Linked DNA regions of Homo sapiens: region 2 is linked to region 1. Evidence: read pairs that join two places in POLR2A ChIA-PET (ENCODE). Cell type or tissue: IMR-90. All regions are shown on one strand.

Region 1 (8,000 bases):
CCTGAGTTTTTTGAAACTCCGTCTCAAAAACAAAAAAAAGTCTAGAGTTTAAGATGTCCAATATTGTTTAAAATGACCAAAAATGTAATATAATTCTGATTCAAACAAACCAGCTGCAGAAAAAATTATGATCAAGGAGATGCGAAACTGACCCGATTCTTGGTGGTATTCAGAGAGGTTTGGTCTGACTGAGCTGCAGCAGCTGTCCGACTCCCAGGGGAAAAAGCGAAAGGCTGAGAGAATCCCAGACACTGGCCTGACACGTTGGAACTGCCGAAATTCCATGAAGGATCCAGATAATGGCCATCACATCATCATTTAAGGCAGGACGTAAGGACTAACCATGTCTCTTCTCCAGCTCTACATATTTCATCCTGAGCAGCAAGGGAGGCTGAGAAAGTGGGCGCTGGAGCCTTGGCAGCCTCTGTGTTAGAAGAGGGAGAAGAGGATTGGTCATAGGAGTAAGCAGAGCCAACCTACAGTGGTGGCCACATGCACTTAAAAAAGAAAACTTCTGTTGTGTTGTTTGGTTTGTTTGTTTTGAGACAGGGTCTCACTCTATTACCCAGGCTGGAGTGTGGTGGATCACCGCAACCTCCACCTCCCGGGCTCAAGTGAACCTCCCACCTCAGCCTCCCGAGTAGCTGGGACTACAGGCATGTGCCACCATATCTGGCTAATTTTTTTTGTATTTTTTATAGAGATGGGGTTTCACCGTGTTGCCCAGGCTGGTTCCGAACTCCTGGGCTCATGTGATCCTCCCAAAGTGCTGGGTTTACAGGCGTGAGCCACTGCGCTCCACCAATACTTCCGTTCTTAATAAAACCAAACATGATAAAAAATAAAACTTCTAGAAAGTTTCCTCCATTATTTTCAACTTTTCCCAGTTCTTTTATGTTAGAATTCTGGAATCAGTTTAAAGAGACTGCACAGACAATTACTTTTGTGTCTGACCATTCAAGGTGTGAGTTCCCAACCAGCAGTATCAGCATCTCAGGCTCCGTCCCAACTACTGAGCCAGAATCTGCATTTCAACAGGATCCCAGGTGATTCCTACCCAAATTAAAGTTTGGGAAGCATTGTGGTGGCCCATCCCTATCAGATGCTGTGATATAGTGATATAATAAAAAATTTATATTTTGTCTCTGCCCCGGTTCCTGGCACACAGTTCCTAAAACTGTTGGAATCTCCTGAATGGTAAGTGTCTTTTTTATGCTATTTGACATGACTGGTGGCTGGCGGCCACTAGATAGCTTCAGGATGGGGACAGGTCACCAGAAAGATCAAGGCAGGATTCTAGGGTTAGAACTTTCAGTCCCATCCCCCCAAACTCCAGGAAAGGGAGATGAACTGAAGGTTAAGTCAATCATCAATGGCCAGTGATTTAATCAATCTTGCCTCCATAATGAAGCCGCTATAAAAACCCAGAAGGAGTGGGTTCAGAAGCAGGTTCTGGGTAGCTGAACCTGTGGAGATGCCTGGAGGGTGGAGTGCTAGAAACAGCGCGGAGCTCCGTGCCCCTTCCCACATGCTTCACCCTGTGCATCTCTTCCATCTGAATGCTCATCTGCACCCTTTATTATTAAACCAATACATGTAAGGGAAGTGTTTCCCTTAGTTTTGTGAACCACCCTGGGAAATTAATCTAACCCAAGGAGAGGGTCCTAGGAACCTTGATTTATAGTCGGTTGTTCAGAAGCACAGGTCACAATGTAGGGTTCTTAACTGGCATTGGAAGTGGGGGGCAGTCTTCTGAGACTGAGCCCCGAACCTGTGGGATCTGATGCTGTGCCTAGGCAGACAGTGTTGGAATTGAATTAAATTATAGGGCATCCAGTTGGTGTCTGATGGAGAATTTGGTGCCAGAATTGCTTGGTGTGTGGGGAAAAAACCCACACATCTGGTGTCAGAACTGTTGTGGTGGGTGGGAGTAGAAAAAAACACTTTGGTTGGCCAGGCATGGTGGCTTACACCTATAATCCCAACACTCTGGGAGGCTGAGGCGGGCAGATCGCTTGAGCTGAGGAGTTTGAGACCAGCCTAAGCAACATAGCAAAACCCTGTCTCTACAAAAAATACAAAAATTATCCATGTATGGTGGTGCATGCCTGTAGCCTCAGCTACTTGGGTGACTGAGGTGGGAGGATCGTTGAACCCTGGAGGTCGAGGATATAGTGAGCCATGGTTTCGATACTACACTCCAGCCTGGGTGACAAAGTGAGACCCTGTCTCAAAAAAACAAAACAACAACAACAAAAAACCCCAAAACAAACAAATAAATGAAAAAACACTTTTGTTTTTTTCCTATCTCTAATAGATCCATATATAGGAGGAGTCTCTAAAACTCAGGCCAGAGGACCAATGAGTTAAGCCTATCAGGAACCTAAGTGCAGTGGGGACGTGTTCCCTCTTGGAGAAAAACTTGTCTTAAAAGAAGAGACTCAAGGCATACAAGTTTGGTCCCAGGCAATGTGTCACCATCTATTCAACAGTCGATTAGCACCTCTTGTTCCCTTGCAATAAAATGACAAATAAAACCAGCCAGGCACAGTGACTCACATCTGTAATCCTAGCGCTTTGGTAGGCAGAGGTGGGAGGATCACTTGAGGCTGGGAGTTGAAGACCAACCTAAGCAACATAGCAAGACTGTCTCTACGAAAAAAATAAAGAAGAAGAAGAAAAGAAAAATTAGCTACTCAGGAGGCTGAGCCCAGAGGATCACTTGGGCCCAGGATTTCAAGGAGGCTGCAGTGAGCTATTATTGTGCCACTGCACTCCCCCTGGGTGACAGAGCAAGACCCTGTCTCTAAAAAAAAATTTTTTTAATCAGTATAGGATATAGTTCCTGCTCTTAAGGAACACACAGTCTGACAGGAGAGATGGAAAAGTCAACAGATAGTACGGTGTTAAGTGACATCCTTTTGATGATGGCATAGGGTACCCTGGAAGCACAAAAGAGCAACCTTCTCCTATATTGGGAATAGACAGGGGTAGCTTCCTAGAAAAAGTGGTATCACAGCTGAAGCCAGAAGGATGAGTAGGACTCAGTCCAAATAAGGGAAAAGTGGGCGAGGCTAAAGGAAAAGTCTGCCAGGCGAGGGAGCAGTATTTACAAAGACTAGTGTGTGAGAGACTGCATGGCAGGTTTAGGAAGCCACAAGAGAGTGAAGCGGGTGGGGAGAGATGCGGCTGGAAAAGAAGGTGGGATTCAGATCATAGAGGGTCTTGGGACCATAGGAAGGAAAATATGGTCTATGTTAAAGTTTGAACTTTAATGGAAGCCAATGCATAAGAAAAGTAACTCTTCTAAGGACTAACAGTGTCTGCCTCCCTGAATGTCTTCCGTGTCAGTTGCCACAGCCCCCTGAATGAGAGCTGGAGAGACAGGCTTCTAAGGAGGGGCCAAACCAAGGAGCTGTGTGCTGAATCCCTTGAGGGACTTGGGACAGGGGAGAGGCAGGTCAGTTTGCAGTGTATTGGCAGCAACAGATGTGGGCAGCCCAATGTGGGTGCCTTTGATACGGGCAGTGAATGGGGCAATGCTACTGGAGCAAAAGCAGCAGAGAAGGAATAATGAGGTGCTGGCTGGTGGCTGAGATAGCTTTGTGGGGCTCCCAGGGAGAACAGAATTGTGGCTGCAATTGCCCAGTGCAAATAGATAGGACAGGGGAATCGGGGGTGAAGAGGAACAGTTAAAACCTCTCTGCTTAGAAAACTCTAAGAATGCACTTGCCCTGTTTTTTGAGTATTTGTGATGTGACCCAAGTGTTTTATGATTCTTTTTTTTTTTTTTTTTTGAAACAGAGTCTCACTCTGTCACCCAGGCTGGAGTGCAGTGGCACGATCTCAGCTCACTGCAACCTCCGCCTCCCAGGTTCAAGTGATTCTCCTGCCTCAGCCTCCCAAGTAGCTGGGATTACAGGAACGCACCACCGCACCCAGCTGATTTTTGTATTTTTAGTAGAGATATGGTTTCTCCATGTTGCCCTGGCTGGTCTTGAACTCTTGACCTCAGGTGATCCACCTGCCTCGGCCTTCCAAAGTGCTGGGATTACAGGTGTGAGCCACTGCACCCAGTTCATGATCTTCTTTTTAAGGCTCACCTTTCCCTGGTAATTTGGGGAAAATAGGTCCAGGGAGTGGAGGCTGACTGACATCCCAGGATCACTGCCATCAAGCTGACCTCCGCAGAGAGCTGATGCAGGCCAGGCCAATTCTCCCACTGCTGCCCTGTCCCTACATTCTCCACAATACAGTGACACAGGCTGTGTAACAGGCTTTTCTGACATTTTAGATGGAAGGGAAAATGTATATGAAATTGAAATGTGGGGAGGGAAGAACCTTAACACCAAACGCTAAATGAATCATTCCCAGAATCCTAGGAAAATGAAAAGTGCTAACCCCATTAAAAGTGCATTGAAGTGGCTAGCTTTGCTTTCTGCTTCAGGATTCATCGTTTTCCAAGGGCCCCACCTTTAATCCTTCAGAGTGATTCTCCACCCTGAGACCCGCTTACAGGGCACAGTTATACCTCCCTCCCAGTGACTCACAATGATTCAGACGTAGTGCTGGTCTCAGACACAATCCTGCCTGAATCTATATAAAGAAAGAGAAAAATCTCCCTCACTCCACAACAGCATACTATGCCAAGATTTCTCCTGCTTCCAACGTGCAGAGTGTATTTGTTTGTTTTCAAATCTTATGCTTTGTTCTGTTTCTGCAGTTTCTAGAGCACAGCTGGGGACCTGGTACGTAAAAAACCGGCCTTACCTCAGTGCCTTCTCCAACAGCAGAGTCATTGACCCACCCCTATCCCAGCTATACAAGGACCCATGATCTTGAGATTTTCTTGACCTTGGGCCAAATCAAATTCCAAGGCAGGGCTCTAGTCTCAGCAATAGGAAGAGAATTAGTCTAGAGACTGATTTCTTCTTGTCAAGAGCAAACTCCTTGCCAGCGAGGTGTTTTATTTTTTCAATTTCAATGACTCGTCTGCCTCCCCTACAAATCTTGGAGCTCCTTGTGTCGAGGACTGTATCTTAATCATCTCTGGATCTCCTCTCGAAGTGATGTCTGTGCTACCTCCAGAAAGAGCCCATTTCCATTTTGAGCAGTTTCCAACTCAAATAGACATTTGAAACCACAAAACCAATACCCCAGATTTTGCTTCCTGTTTATCCCTGTGATGAGAAGTCCCTAAAATGAGCAAACTGCTGTTGAAAGGCATTCCCAATCAACCTCATTATGCAGTGTTTAGCCTTCTAACACACTGTCATTCCCACGGCATCCAAAGTCCTCATTCCTATAAATGTCACTATTTACAGCAGGGTCAATCCTGCCACCCAGCAAAGGTGTTCTCCATCCCATGGCCAAACAATGAAGTGGAGCCCTGGCTGGAGAAACAGGATTGAGCTAATTGCATGTCACACAGACACACTGGATTTCACAGGCTTGTGTTCTACAGATGGGGCGATGAGGCCAATTCTATTGCATGCATGCTGTTTAAATCTCTACCCAGTCAATATTCAGGGTGGCAGATGGAAGAAATTCTTAAAGGCTCTATTTCTGTTCTTCGACATTCAAAGAAATACTGTGCTACCACCTCTTAAAAATAATTGGTTAAGTACCAAGTTATTTTCATTGCCACAGTCATAAATAAAGAAGTGCTAGACCACAATGTTTATATCTATAGTAGTTGATAATCTTACATGCAAGAAAAATGATTGTTGATGTTTAGGAGGTTGTTTTTCTTGCTTTTTTTCCTCCCTTCCTTTCCTCCCCTACCCCTACCTCCCAGCCAAGAAAAGTCTTGTTGATTAGAGTAACAAGAAGGGGCTGATTTGGAAGTAAAATTAAACTTGACTCTTTCCTGAAGCAAGAACGTAATCTCAAGACTAAAATAAGAAAGTGCCTAACCAACTTGGCATTTTATTCTGAGGAAGATTCCCGATAGAAACTTGGATGGAAGAAAATGAAAGGGAAGCCAATTAGCCTGTGTTAAGCAATGCTAACTTTTAACAAGCTTGCTCAAGAAGAAATGAACCTGTTAAGAGGGTCATCCAGGGCTTCCTTGCCGCCTCGGTGCACAGCTCAATCATGCTTCCTTCTTGTTCATTTTGACAAAGCAGGTGAGTGATGAGCAGGAAAAAATTATGAGGAGGTGTTGGAGCAACTCGCTAATCAGCACTGCTACAAGATCGCCAGCATTTACAGGACCGCATTCACTGAGAAATGATGGCTGCTATGAATGTTCTCGTTTGTGGGCGTCACCTAAACACAACCCTGCCTAATGAATCAATCTCTGGAGAGCCAGAGGGGGCTATTCTAGGTACTGCAGATGTGGATGAGGACAGCTCTCCTCATTTCCTGGCAACAGGAGACTGGTGTGACAACTCTAATTCCTGGAGAGCCATTGGTAAAATCCTCCTTGGGTTCAAGAGTTAGCTAAAAATATGTGGAGGGGAAAGGATGAGTTTGTCCTTTTTTTTTTTTTTTTTTTTTTTTTTTTTTAGTTTATTGCTACTGGGTTTTTTTAAATTTGTCTCTTGAAGGAGAATGGATTATTAATGTTCATTACTGTTCTGATTAGGAGGCAGCCTTTTTCCCTTCCCAGATTAATGTTGGGCAACCCTTCAAATTGGCAGAGAGAAGGGTAACTCCACAACCTGTATGAACAGGGATGGCTTTGCTGCTGTGAAGAACATGTTGCTCTCACTTGCATTACTAGAAAAGAAAGGTGAGATCTGGTCTAAGAAGGGCTGAGGCAGAAATTTAAAAATAAATATGCATTAATTCACTCCGAGAAAAGTAACAGGCAAGGCAAGGGTTAAAAAGAAAAGAAGCAAGTTTTCCTCTGCTTAGCAGCTCACTTCAAGGACAGTTATAAGATAAGGCTGTCCGAAAAGCCAAGGCCAAAGGAATGGGCTCCAGACACCCACTCCTTCCTCCAGAGCAAGGTTGAAAGGAAAAAAAAGAAAGACAAATTCCTTTACTGTTACTCCTTTCCCTGGCTTCTTAAGCATAACTATGTTTTACAAATGTCTGTATTTAGCTAGTTCTTGTTTTTCTTTTGTCTCAGCTACAAGGCCACCAGCTATGCAAGGCCACAAGTTATGCACTATATGGTTAACTGCCTTTGTTTTGCTTTTGTAAGCCCGCTTATAAAAACCCCGCTCTGTCTTTGTTCAATGCTCAGCTTTTTGGATGTGAATCCACTGAGCCGGTGCATATCTTAAAATAAATATCCTCCTGTTCTGCCATATCGGTCTCTCCATTCCTCAGTTTACCTCAACGGGGCAACGTTAGGGAGAGTGTCCTAAGCAGAAGATCCAGGATCCAATTCTACCTCTGCCCTGGCAGGCTCCCGTGGGGCCTCAGCTTCCTCATCTGTAAAATGAGCACTAGAATGATCTGAGCCAGAAACTATGCAATGGGGAAGCTTAAAGACATTACGTTAAGTGAAATAAGCCAGTCAGAAAAGGACAAATACTGTATGATTCCATTTACATGAGCTACCTGGAGTAGTCGGATTCACAGAGATAGAAAGCAGAATGGTGTTGCCGGAGCTGGAGACTGTGGGGAATGGGGAGTTACTGTTTAATGGGTACAGAATATCCATTTTGGAGAATGAAAAAAGTTCTAAGATGGATGGTGGTGATGGCTGCACAGCAGCATGTATGTGCTTAGTGCCACTGAACTGTACCCTTAAAAATGGTTACAATGGTAAATTTTGTTATGTATATTTTACCACTATTTTTTTGAGACGGAGTTTCCCTCTTGTTGCCCAGGCTGGAGTGCAATGGTGTGATCTCGGCTCACCGCAACCTCCGCTTCCCAGGTTCAAGTGATTCTCCTGCCTCAGCCTCCTGAGTAGCTGGGATTACAGGCATGCACCACCATGCCCGGCTAATTTTGTATTTTTAATAGAGATGGGGTTTCTCCATGTTGGCCAGGCTGGTCTCAAACTCCCGACCTCAGGTGATCCGCCTGCCTCAGCCTCC
Region 2 (8,000 bases), 94 kb before region 1:
ATGGGTGAGAATCAGAGGAATTTTTAAATCTGGCTTCTGCTTTTGTTTCTTGGTATTGAAGCCATTGGATTTCAGTACTGAAACTTCCCTATCCCAATCTTTAGTGAGGCTGTTAGGCACCCAGAAGGTGCCAACACTTTGCTGCTGGGCATCCAAACCCAACACTGCAACACTCATTCATTCCACTTATGTTCCCAGCACTGTCCTAGGCGTGGGTATGCAGCAGTGAACGCATCTGACATAAGCCCTGCCCTCCCAGAGTATTCTACAAGGAGGAGATGAATAAACAACGTAAATATGCACTATAGGTTATATATACAGAGCCCATACTAGACAACGGTCAAGGGTTTAGACTAGAGAAAAATGAAGTACATGCAAGGGATACCAAGTGCTGGGGGGTGCTTTGAAATTTCAAACACAGGGGTCAAGGATGTCTTCCCCATGGGGCTGACACACTGAGATAGCTCCTCTCAGCCCGGCTGGCTTCCAGGAAGGCTTCTCCCCAGCTCCAGGGAATGCGTCCATTTCCTCCCTAGCACGGACCCTGCGGCCAGGAGGGAGGGCCCTGGTTGGATCTGCCGAGGAGAGAGAGAAGAGCAGGGACCCTGGAGCGGAGGACTCGGGTGTGCTCATCAGATGGTCCAGGCACATGGCCTTGGAGGATGGTGGGGGGCTGGGGTGGGGGCAGGGGAGGAAAGGGGCTGGGGCTGGCAAGTCTCAGGGGAATATTGATGAGTTTTCTGGCAAGAAGTGACAGGGCTGGTGGGGACGGTGTAATGAAGACAGATGATCTCAGGCCAGCTCTGCTCATCTTCCTGTGGGAGGAGGAGGGGCACAACCCGGGTGGAGGGTGGGGAGTGGGCTTGCCAAGTGCCCGCTGTGCCCTCTCCTCTGGCACCTTAGCTCTCCAGCTGCCCCAGCTTCTCCCCGCTGCCCCTCCTTCCTCCACTCACCTCAGCCCACGCTCTTCTCTCCTTCCTGCCCTGCTTTCTCTGGAGAAAAGACCCTTTCCCCTTCCCCACTTTTCTCTCTTCTTTCTTTTCTTTTTCCCTGTTTCTCCCATTTGCCTGTCCCTCCACAGCTCTCTTTTCTCACTTCTTTTTCTCTCTGCCCACCTCCACCCCCAGCCTCCTGACTGTGACCTCCAGAGCAAAGCGCTGTCTTTTCTCTGGGGATTTCCTAAATTCTCTAAAACAGCGGCGACCCCCGATTCTATCAACAATTTATTCAGCGCCCCCTGCATGGTAGGCACTTGCTGTGCCAGCCTGCAGACCAGGGCTGCACAGTACCAGGGAGGAGGGAACATGGAATATTCGATTTTCCCTGACTTCCTTCCTTCCTTCTTTCCTTCCTTCCTGCCTGCCTTCCTTCCTTCTTCCTTCCTTCTTTCCTTCCTTCCTTCCTGCCTTCCTTCCTCTTTCTTGCTTTCTCCTTCCTTCCTTCCCTCCCTCCCTCTTTCCTTCCTTCCTTCCTTTCTTTCAATCGTAGTAAAATACACAGAACATAAAATTTACCACTAGTGACATTTATTTTTTATTTATTTTTTTGAGACGGAGTCTCACTCTGTCGCCCAGTCTAGAGTCCAGTGGCATGATCTCGGTTCACTGCAACCTCCACCTCCCAGGTTCAAGCAATTCTCCTGTCTCAGCTTCCCGAGTAGCTGGAATTACAGGCGTGCACCACTTCTGGCTAGTTTTTGTATTTTTAGTAGAGACTGGGTTTCACCATATCAGCCAGGCTGGTCTTGAACTCCTGATCTCGTGATCCACCCACATCAGCCTCCCAAAGTGCTGGGATTACAGGCATGAGCCACCGTGCCCGGCCACTAGTGACACTCAGTACATTGGATGTGTGTCATCACCACCATCTAGTTCCAGCACATTTCATCCCCCCAAAAGGAAACCCCATTCCCATGAGCAGTCACTCCTATTGCCCCTCCTCTCAGCCCCTGGCAACCACTCGGCTGTTTTCTTGTCAGTGGACTTGCCTATTCTAGATATTTCATATAAATAAACATGTGCTTTTTGTGTCTGACTTCTTACACTTAGCAGAATGTTTTCAAGGTTCGCCATGTTGTAGCATGTATCACTATTTCACTCCTTTTTCTGGCTGAATAATATTCTACCATGTGGTTATACCATATTTTGTTTATCCATTCACCCATCAGTTGATGGAATTTGAGTTGTTCAGGTCACTGAATTTTGAAGCAGAAGCCCTAGTGTTGAGTTCCATGCCACTCCTACCTGTGTGGCCTTGAGCAGCCATGTATGTCTTGGAGCACTGATAATTTCACCTATGAAATGGAACTGTAAAATTTTAAGTCTCTATGCTCTTTTAGAGCATAAGAAGAATGGTCTATGATCTTCTAGCTTGATAAGTTGGAAACTGCCTCTCACCTCTCTCCTTCTGTACCTCTCCCATTTGCTATTGAATTTGGGATCAATGTTGAGTAAAAAAATTCATGTGCCAGCTGGGTGTGGTGGCTCACACCTGTAATCCCAGCACTTTGGGAGGCTGAGGTGGGAGGATCACAAGGTCAGGAGATCAAGACCATCCTGGCTAACATGGTGAAGCCCCATCTCTACTAAAAATACAAAAAATTAGCCAGGCATGGTGGTGGGTGCCTGTAGTCCCAGCTACTCGGGAGGCTGAGGCAGGAGAATGGCGTGAACCCGGAAGGCGGAACTTGCAGTGAGCCGAGATCGCGCCACTGCACTCCAGCCTGGGCGACAGAGACTCCGTCTCAAAAAAAAAAAATTCATGTGCCAAAGTCAGGTGGACTAATGTTTATTGTTGTGTCCATTGTCACCTAGACCATTTTCCTGATTTATTTATTTATTTTTATTTATTTATTCTTTTTTAGATAGAGTCTTGCTCTGTCGCCCAGCCTGGAGTACAGTGGTGTGATCTTGGCTTACTGCAACCTCCACCTCCCAGGTTCAAGTGATTCTCCTGCCTCAGCCTCCCGAGTAGCTGGGATTACAGGCACTGCTACCACACCTGGCTAATTTTTGTATTTTTAGCAGAGGCGGGGATTCTCCATGTTGGCCATTCTGGTCTTGAACTCCTGACCTGAAGTGATCTGCTTGCCTCGGCCTCCCAAAGTGCTGGGATTACAGGCATGAGCCAGTGTGCCTGGCCCATTTTACAGATTTAAACATGCATTATTTTTCAAATTTTAGTATCTTTGAAATTGGCACATAGTTTACAACCAATGGTTGTATAGTAACTAATAAAACTCTTTATTTTTCTAGTGGTTTGTAAAACAATTGTGCTTATTCCAATCAACAGTTCAAGGTTAGTGTAACATGCTAGGAATAGGTCAGTGAACATCACCATGAACAATAAGAGAAATAAAAACTGACTTCCTAATGAAACATTTTTGATGTAAGTTAACTGATATCCTGGTATGTGAACTCTCAGCTAAATGAGTTGGTTGACATGGAAATATTGATTTACTTGAGCTGACATAATGTCAACATCATTTAAAACACCATGCAGACACACCTTGCTGGCACAAATGGTTCTAAAACACTTGGCCACCGTGGTAGGGCCATAGATTCCATGAGAAAATACTTGCGAATGGACTTTGTGAACTGAGATGCTAGATGGTAGTGCAAAGGTGCGGTTATTAGTCTCTCATTCTCCCAAGGCTCCGCCTCCCTGCCCTGCCCCCTCCCACCCTCTCCAACATGGGAGAAGTCGCATACAAATACTGAATATTTTTGCCTTCATTAAAACAGGCCAGATATCGTAATTACATCCCAGAGAGCAGAGGGCTCCATCTGAAGGGAGGAGAGGGAGGTGGATGAAAGTCAGTCAGACATGCAGAATTCATGAGCTTGGCTAATTGAGCACCTCCACTAAGAACAGATCTTAGCTGACTAGGGAAGAAAACCATATCCGGTTGTCCTGGCCCTGCTCAAACCTTGTCTCCTCCCGGAGCCTTGAGTTGGGCCAGCCTGCCTCTGAACTCCCATGGCAGGCCCTCGGTCAAGACCTGAGCACTAACTGCTCCTGTGGCTGTCCTCTGTCTCCAGCTAGACTGTGAATGAGTTGAGAGCAGAGGCGTTCTGTGAACTCTTTTCTGTGAGTTTTCTCATGGCTATGTGGCAGGAATGTAGTAGAAATATGGAGAGGAGTCAGGAATAAGGGCAGTGTTCCTCAAAATGTCCACCCAGACCACCTGCATGGGCTATCACCTGCTGGAGCTGGTTACAAATGAAATTCCTGGGAATCCACCCAAGAGACTGTATTTCAGTACGTAGGGCCCGGGAATCTGCATTTAAACAATCTACCGCAAATAATTCTATGCTCAGTACAGTTAGAAAACCACCAAGTCTAAGGATTAAACTAGGTGATCCTGCAGGTGCTTTCCAACCCAACAGCCTGTGATGTACTTTGCTGTCTTCTAAGCATTCAGTCCTCCTCCTCTCTGTCCTTGAAAGCCTACTGTGTGTCTCGCTTCTGCCAGTGTAGGAAACTGATGCTCAGCCAATGTTCAGGAAAAGCGTCAAAGGGGAGACTAGCATTGCTGTCCCTGCTCCCAGCAAGAGAGCAAGGAGGGTGGAGGAGGACAAGATGGGGCTGTGGGCTGGGGAAGGGGAAGGACCAGAACAGGAGGGGGCTGAATGAGCCAGCAGGAGGTGCCTTGGACCTTGGCAGTCACTGGGGGCCCTGCTGGTCCCATGGCCCCTGCACTCCCTGCCCACCCAACTAGCCTGCCCAAAAGGAGGGAACAGTGCTAGCCAGACACCTTTGTGCTTTGATCACTAAGAGAACTCACTACCACCAAGAAGAATGAGCTGCTGAGGTTTAATAGAACTTATGTCAGAGGATGAGGAACAACTTGTGGGGCCTTTGGCTTCACTAAGCTACATGCAGAGCTGTGACTCTGGACCCATGCCATGGAGATCCCTGTGCTTGATCCTCCAGCCAGGTCCCTGATGCACCCCTTGTCTGAGGTGAGCATGCTCAGGGTTTAATAACGGCTGGTGCAGCTAACGTTTATTATGTCCAGCCCCCAGCTAAGCACTTTACATGCATTACCTCATTTAATCTCTATGCCGTCCCTACTAATAAACCCCTTTTGCAGATAGGAAAACTGACGTTGTGATGTATGGTGTAACTTGCACAATGTCACCTGGTTCTTTCTTTTTCTTTTCTTTTTTTTTATGACAGAGTCTCTCCGTTGCCCACGCTGGAGTGCAGTGGCACAATCTTGGCTCACTGCAACCTCTGTCTCCTGGGTTCAAGCAATTCTCCTGCCTCAGCCTTCCAAGTAGCTGGGATTACAGGTGCCCACCACTGCACCTGACTAATTTTTGTATTTTCAGTAGAGACGGGATTTCACCATGTTAGCCAGGCTGGTCTCAAACTCCTGACCTCAGGTGATCCACCTGCCTTGGCCTCCCAGAGTGCTGGGATTACAGGCATGAGCCACCATGTCTGGCCTGGTTCTTTCAACTGGTGTTTTACCTCTTCCTCAGATGTCCATCACTATCCCTGTTGCTCTCCTCTTTATCCTCTCCGGCCTGGCTCTGTCCCTCTTATAGCAAGGGGCCTGGAACTCAACCTAGCGCGAATGGTCTAAGGGTTCTGTCCTGGTGTGGGACACTTCCCTTCTGTTGATGCAGCCCTGTGGTGGGCTTTTCTGGAAGCCTCACCACACTGGTGTTCAACCTGAGCTTACTGTCAGGTGAAGCCCCTAAATTGATGCTTTCTGATCCTAACTCTCTATTCTATTTTTATATAATGGGGATTCTGTGCCCAGGTACAGGAATTTACATTCATCCCTATTAAATATTTTCACCTACATGCTTCTTGGTTCTGTCTGTTACATCCCCTATGGACACACACACACACACACACACACACACACACACTCCTCTTTCCCAGAAGACAGATGTGTATTTTGGACAATCTACTCCATGGGGACTATCTGTTTTCCACTCTTACCCTTAAAAGTAAGGAAACACAAGTTGTGTACATGTTTCCTCCAGGGTTTTCCTGGTCACATTGCATACTCAGGCGAGAGGGCTTCATGACCAAGCGTGCAGGCTCTGGGTCAGACTGCCTGGGTTGGAATCCCAGCCTGAGCACGGAGCCTTGTGACCTTGAGATATTAATGTAGCCTCTGTACTTCAGTGTTCTCTGTAAAATAGCGATAACTATATCTATCTCACTTGTTATTCTGAGAATTAAATGTGATAGTTGGCCGGGTGCAGTGGCTCACACCTGTAATCCCAGCACTTTGGGAGGCTGAGCAGGTGAGTGGCTTAAGGCCAGGAGTTCGAGACCGGCCTGGCCAACATGGTGAAACCCCATCTCTACTAAAAATAAAAAAATAGCCAGGTGTGGTGGCATGTGCCTGTAATCCCAGCTACTCAGGAGGCTGAGGTATGAGCATCGCTTGAACCTGGGAGGCGGAGTTTGCAGTGAGCCGAGATCACACCACTTCACTCCAGTCTGGGAGACAGAGTGAGACCCTGTCTCACACACACACCAAAAAATGTGATAGTAATTGGGCAGTAAATATGTTGGCCTCCTCGTTGCCTCTTCTGGCTTCTCTGGGTCCCCCGATCTTGCTTTCCCATCCTGACACCCTCCCACATCTGTTTGACCTTAGTTACAAAGAGAAACACAGAATTTCTGTGATGAAAGGGCTTCAGAGGCAGTCCAATCCAGCCCCTTTGTTGTACAGATGAGAAAACCACAGTCCCTCCTGCCATTCCTCTGTTGCTTCATTTTGTTCCAAAGTCGTTGTATTTCCAGCACTCCAGTTACCACCTTTTCTCTCTCCAGCTCACATAGCAATCAGATCAGGCTGCTTTTCCCCAGTGCAATCAGTGAGCTCCCAGCCTCCAGCTTGCTGGATTTATGGCTCTCTGCTGGCTCACGGGGTCCTTAGGGGTCTGTGTAGCTCAGGAGTTATGGGCCAGCCGAGACAGGGCTTTCAGTGCACTTGGCCCAACTTGTCAGTCACCTCCTGGGGCCGGTTGCATGGAAAAAAGAAAATCAAATACCAAGGCCAATATGCTGACCACATTTTTATGCTCTTCATTCAAATCCAAAATGTTCCCTATGGGGCATGCTGGAAGCTGTTCAGAACTGAAAGGCAGAGATCGTTCTCCAACTGGCCAGGAAAGGAGGACTACAGGGAGGATGCCGCATGTCTGAGCAGTTTGTGTCCCTTCTCAGAAGACGTTGTGCCCATGTGCCAGGGCAGTGCAATGACAGAGGGTGGTGGGGTAGAAGCTCTGATTTCTCTGAATTCTCCATTAATTCCTTCAAAAAAAGGTTAATAGTTATGTAACTAGCTTTTAGACAATTCCTCGACTTCCTCTTCCCAACCAAAGCACCAACTTTAGCCCCTCTAATACACACATTCTGGGGCCAGCCCTTTGCCAGAAATAAGGAGGGGCAGCCTACCTAGGCTGTTTAAGGCAGTTTTGTAATGCAGGGGGTGGATGTTGTATAGCTAGCTTTCTTTCCAAGTAAGGAAAAAATACAATAATCATTTCTTAAGATAAAGGACATTCTAGGCTGGGTACAGTGGCTCACACATGTAATCCCAGCACTTTGGGAGGCCAAGGCAGGCAGATCACTTGAGGCCAGGGGTTCAAGACCAGCCTGGGCAACATGGCAAAACCCCATCTCTACTAAAAATGCAAATAATTAGCTGGGCACGGTGGCACATGCCTGTAGACCCAGCTATTCAGGAGGCTGAGGTGGGTGAATCACCTGAGCCCAAGGCTGCAGTGAGCCAAGATCGTGCCACTGCACTCCAGCCTGAGTGACAGAGTGAGACCCTATCTCAAAAAAAAAAAAAAAAAAAAGAGAAAGAGAGATAAAGGACATTCTAACAACACTAAGGGTGGTGGGGAGAGAGAGAGAGAGAGAATGGACAAAATGTCAGACTAAGGAACAATCTTTAAATTGAATTAATTCGGCATTATTAAAATGCCAACTGATTGTCTTCGCATTTGCTTTTTGCAGTA

What was found. Peaks named below come from ENCODE experiments on the same cell type or tissue, not always from the same donor. Only the 100,000 strongest peaks of a DNase experiment are listed, where the experiment ranks them.
Region 2: POLR2A ChIA-PET joins it to region 1 with 6 read pairs; 6 of 35 experiments call an interaction of 5 or more read pairs at or near these places.

The regions. Positions count from the first base shown.
Region 1 is chr1:205,371,478-205,379,477 of GRCh38, reverse strand. It overlaps LEMD1-AS1 (LEMD1 antisense RNA 1), which reads right to left and starts at 6,226. Exons shown (of 4, transcript NR_038425.1): 1 at 6,044-6,226; 2 at 153-424. It overlaps LOC105371698 (a long non-coding RNA gene), which reads left to right and starts at 828. Exons shown (of 3, transcript XR_922462.2): 1 at 828-1,046; 2 at 1,169-1,197; 3 at 2,318-2,568. RefSeq lists silencers at 2,963-3,257, 6,803-7,097. In IMR-90, a CTCF peak has its summit at 3,079; DNase peaks (open chromatin) are centred at 3,077, 4,577, 5,107 and 6,937; H3K27me3 peaks cover 1,518 bases.
Region 2 is chr1:205,465,908-205,473,907 of GRCh38, reverse strand. It overlaps LEMD1-DT (LEMD1 divergent transcript), which reads right to left. Exons shown (of 3, transcript NR_148934.1): 3 at 4,884-7,287. Among named protein-coding and RNA genes, the nearest start is that of TRK-TTT8-1, 4.2 kb to the left of the region's middle. In IMR-90, no CTCF peak of the experiment used is centred here; no DNase peak of the experiment used is centred here; H3K27me3 peaks cover 2,724 bases.